2 separate regions of the Mus musculus genome follow, and region 1 is linked to region 2. The links are chromatin loops, found by intact Hi-C in ENCODE. Cell type or tissue: left cerebral cortex. All regions are shown on one strand. Region 1 has its middle 15 kb from the start of Ssx9. Region 2 has its middle 8.1 kb from the start of Fthl17b.

What was found. Hi-C counts contacts between places; a loop is a spot of excess contacts. Peaks named below come from ENCODE experiments on the same cell type or tissue, not always from the same donor. Only the 100,000 strongest peaks of a DNase experiment are listed, where the experiment ranks them.
Region 1: a loop joins it to region 2, with 6 times the contacts of the local background. A loop is called at or near these places in 2 of 42 quality-filtered maps.

What each region holds. Positions count from the first base shown.
Region 1 is chrX:8,731,858-8,734,357 of GRCm38, reverse strand. No RefSeq gene overlaps it. Among named protein-coding and RNA genes, the nearest start is that of Ssx9, 15 kb to the left of the region's middle. In left cerebral cortex, a CTCF peak has its summit at 1,197 (motif pointing left); a DNase peak (open chromatin) is centred at 1,223.
Region 2 is chrX:8,953,599-8,956,098 of GRCm38, reverse strand. No RefSeq gene overlaps it. Among named protein-coding and RNA genes, the nearest start is that of Fthl17b, 8.1 kb to the left of the region's middle. In left cerebral cortex, no CTCF peak of the experiment used is centred here; no DNase peak of the experiment used is centred here.

The DNA.
Region 1 (2,500 bases), 220 kb after region 2:
TATGTCGGGGCCTGGCAAACACAGAAGTGAATGCTCACAGTCAGCTATTGGATGGAACACAGGGCCCCCAATGGAGGAGCTAGAGAAAGTATCCAAGGAACTAAAGGGGTCTGAATCCCTATAGGTGGAACAACAATATGGACTAAAGAGTACCCCCAGAGCTCATGTCTCTAGCTGCATATGTAGCAGAAGATGGCCTAGTCAGCCATCAGTGGAAAGAGAGGCCCATTGGTCATGCAAAGTTTATATGCCCCTGTACAGTGTAACACCAGGGCCAAGAAGTGGAAGTGGGTTGGTAGGGGAGCTGGGGGGGTAGGTTATGGGGGACTTTAGGGATAGCATTTGAAATGTAAATGAAGAAAATACCTAATAAAATTTTGGAAAAAAAACTTTCCATAGAACTTTGTTTCACGTATTCTTTGTATTGCTTTGTTTTGTGCTATCTTATCTATTTCTGCCCTGAAATCGATTATTTCTTGCCATCTACTTCTTTGCAGTGTGATCTCCTCTTTCTGTTCTAGAGTTTTCAGTTGTGTGTGTTTTTTTTATAAGCACTTAATGCTATGAATATCGCCTTTAGAACTCCCTTCATTGTATTCCGTAAGTTGCGGATGTTGTGTATGAGTTTTCAATCAGTTCTGCAAAGTATTTAACTTCTTAACTTCTTTTTTCACTCATGTAGTGTTTTGAATGACAAGGTTCCCAGCCCCACAGACACATAGATTTCAATAATAATTACCAGGGAGTGGCACTACATGAGTGGCATTAGGAAGAGTGGCCTTATTGAAGAAAGTGTGGCACTGGAAGTAGGCTTGGAGGGTTGAAATGCCCACACCAGAGCCAGTGTCTCTCTCTCTCTCCTGCCTGTGGGTCAGGATGTAACACTCTCAGCTGATGCTCTAGCAATGTGCCTGTTGGCTTCCCACCATGATGGTAATGGACTGACCCTCTGAATTAGCCCCTAATTAAATGTTGAATTTTATAGAAAAGTGTTGTCTTGGTCATAGGGTTTCTTCATAGAACAATAACTAAGACAAAGACACCAAAAATTTGCCTATATGTAAAGTTGAAATAATTATGAAAAACTCTTTGAAAAATAAGAAAAATCTTGAATTTTGTGGTGGATACTCAAATTTGGGTAATCTGGAGTCTAGCTCTCCTTGTGAGCCAAGACTGTTTCTGGAGAATATCCATGTACACCCTGCCCTCTGCTGGTCACTTTCTTAAATGCAGTCTTCTCACAAACAAAGAGGAAAGGCTAGGACGATGCAGAGAACAAGGACGGTGACTCATGTCTGACCTCTAGAGGCTGAATAGAACCAGGCAGACCCTCCAGAGGTGCCCCTGAGACAAACTGCATCATGTTATTTGGAACCACTTGGCACCTGCGCTTTAGCCTCCAGAGACACCACCACACGTGCATCTCAGTCGTCAGAATGATCACCATCTTCTGGAACAGTGAAACTGTTCCTGGAGGATAGAGAGTCCAAGGATCACCCACAACAGCCCTGCTGAGAGCCCTGCTGAGAACCCTGAGTCTCCTGTGCTCTCTGCCTGCTGTGGCTCCCATAGCTGCCTCAGCTGCCAAGACAACTTACCAAACTGTTTAGAAATGTGGTCAGACTTGGAGAACCTGGGAGGGGAGGCTAGATGGAGGAAATGAGAATAGGAGGAGAGAGAAGAGTAGAGTGATCCAACTTGATTTGCTTAAAACCAGAGGGAAAATCAGAAGAATATCTGAGGTAGCACCAGGAAAAGGTGAGCCAAGCCAGACACCATATTGTTAGGAGACAGTGGAAAGATAATTGTGCTAACAGAGAGAGAAGTTAGTTTGTGACAAGTGAGCCAGCAGAAGCTGAGCTGAGCAGATAGGCTAAAACCGTGGTTGTCATTTGGAGTTACTTGTGTTAGGGAAAGTGGGAGAAGGGGCAGTTGGAGCACATTGTGGAGGAACTGAGGGAGGAGCGGTTAAGACACACGTTGGAAGGGACTGTCCTGGAAACTGAGAGGAGGGCTGATGTTTGCAAGAAAAGGGGACAGAAGAACCTGCAAAGTAGCAAGAGAGGAAAGCTACAAACAAGGATGGGGAATAAATGTTTCGACTTCTGCAAAAGGTCCAGTCTATGGCTCTGATTACTTCACATCTTTGAGGCTCATGGCACTACATGAGTTCTTTATCCAATGGCCTTGAGGAAGGTTGCCTTGCAGTTTGGCTAGAATCATGCAACTACTCCCATGTGACCAAGTTGCCTTCCTTAACTTACTCTGGGCTGTTTGCTTTGCCACCATGCTGGTTTGGATGTGAATGGTCCCTCTAGGCTCATAGATTTGGATGCTCAGTGACGACTTGAGAGGGATTGAGTGGTATGACCTTGTTAGAGTTGATGTGTCACTGGGGTCTTAGGGTTTCAAAAGTTCAAGGCAGTTTAGTGTACAGCAGTCTCTGTCTCTCTCCTGTATCTCGACCCTCTCCTTTTCCTCTTCCTCCCAACTTCTTTCT
Region 2 (2,500 bases):
TCAGTGTCTTTTATGTCTCCGTTTTCATTTGTGATTTTGTTTATTTGAATACTCACTTGTTGTCTCATGGTTAATTCGGCTAAGGGTTTGTCTATCTTGTTGAGTTTCTCAAAGAAGCAGCTCTTAGTTTTGTTGATTTTTTTTGTATTATTCTCATTGTTTCTAATAGATTGATTTCAGTTGAGAGTTTGATTATTTGATATTGCTGTTGAGAGATATTAATGACCAATGATTGTCTGTTTCTGTGTTTTGATGTTTGGAGACACAGAGAGAGAGAGAGACAGAGACAGAGACAGACAGAGAGAGGAGAAACAGAGAGACAGAGAGAGTGTGTGTTTGTTTGCTTCTCTTCTTTTGGTTTTGCTGTGAAATTGTTATTTTTTTTTTTTTTTTTTTTTTTTTGCGGGGGATAATTACCTTCCTTGCTTCCTTGTATGGGAGTTTTTCTTTTAGTATCCTCTGTAGGGCTGGATTACTGCCAAGATATTGTTTAAATTTGGGTTTGTCTTGGACTATCTTGGTTTCCCCATCTATGTTCATTAAAGATTTGCTGATTATATTAGTCTTGGCTGACATCTGTGGTCTCTTGGAGTGTGCAAGACGTTTGTCCAAGATTTTCTTGCTTTTAGAGTCTGTGTTGAGAAATCTGGTGTAATTCTGATAGGTCTGTCTTTACATGTTACTTGGCCTTTTCCCCTTGCAGCTTTTAATATTCTTTTTTTGTTCTGTACTTTTAGTGTTTTAATTATTATGTGGCAGGAGGATTTTCTTTTCTTGTTCAATATTTTGTCTTCTCTAAGTTTTCGGTACATTTATAAACATCTCTTAACTAGAAAATTTAGGGAAATTTTCTTCTATGATTTTGTTGAAGATATTTTATAGGCCTTTAATCTGGGGATCTTCTTCTGCTATTCCTACTATTCTTAGGTTTGTTTTTTTCCCATAGTGCCCCAAATTTCCTGGGTGTTTTGTGTTAAAAACTTTTTAGATTTGGCATTTTCCTTGACTGAGGCATCAATTTCTTCTATGGTATCTTCTATGCCTGAGATTTTGTCTGCTATCTCTTGAATTCTGTTGGTGATGCTTGTGTCTTTATTTCCTGTTCTCTTTCCTAGGTTTTCCACCTCCAGGATTACCTCCATTTGTGTTTCATGAATTGCTTCTATTTCCATTTTCAGGTGTTAAACAGTTTTATTCATTTCCTTCACCTGTTGGATTGTATTTTCCTGTATTTCTTTTAAGGAATTTATTTCCTCTTCAAAGGCCTCTATCAATCAATCATCTTCATAAGATGGGATTTAAAGTCATTGTCCTGCTCTTTATGTGTGTTAGGATATCCAAGGCTTGTTATAGTAGGAGAGCTAGGATCTGATGTTGCCAAATTGCCCTGGGTTTTGTTGATTGTAGTCTTGTGATGGTTGTCTCTGGTTTTGGCTGCCCTGATAGTCTCTGGTGGTATCAGGCCTCTGGACATCAGGTAGAACTGGTGTCCCTAATGGCAGAATATTCTGGTTGTCTTGGGTGACAGCAGGCTTTCAGAGGAGCAGGCAGAGCTGGTTATCCTGGTTGTCACAATTGCCTTGGGTGTCCTGGTTGTCCTAGTTTTCCTGGTTGTCCTGGTTGTCCTGGTTGTCCTGGGTGGGCACCAGGCCTTGAGGCAAGCAGGCTGAGCTGTGACCTGGGGAGTAGAGTACAGATTCAGGATTACAGGAAGAAGTGTGATTTGGAGATATGGGGCAGAGGGGATAGGGCAGGCCTCTCAGCTGCTGGACTTCTTAGCGTCCCAGCAGCGAGGGGGTTGGGGTGTGGATATCTCACCTGGTTATTCTGAGTGGCAGCAGGACTCCTGGGAGGCAGGCTGAGCTCTGGCCCAGGAGTGAAGTGCAGATCTGGGATTCCCCATCTCATTCTCACTCCTGCTGATCATCCTATACTTCCAAAACGTTGTTCTTTCAATTTTCATATTCTTTTTTAGTTGTTCAATGCATAAGTTTAATTAGGGTCTCTACAGATCCTTAGTGTCCAGTGATGTCTCATGAGCCCTCCCCTAGCAACTGTTAACTGTCTACATATCCTCAGAGTTCACTCTCTGAGACTTTATAAATGTTTAAATCCTTATGGCAAGGTAGCAAAGGTTTAATCACATTCAGAAAATCACAACTTCTTAGTGTTCTCATAGTATTGACTCTGTCCAGCCTTAGAGCCTTTTGTCCATGTGAATGGCCCTTTTCCTCCACCTCTTATATCTTTTCTTCTCCCTCATCCATGATGTTTCTCAACCCATAAGAGGGGCAAAATGCTGTCCCAGTCTGGAGTGAGCCTTCAACAGTCCCTTATTCCTGATACTTTGACCACTAAAGAAAAGAAAAGAAAAGAAAAGAAAAGAAAAGAAAAGAAAAGAAAGAAAGAAAGTTTCTCCCACCAAGCCAAAAGACAAACTGTGTCCTGTGGGGATAAGCATAAATACATATATTGACAAATTGCCTGGTTATCATTTTAT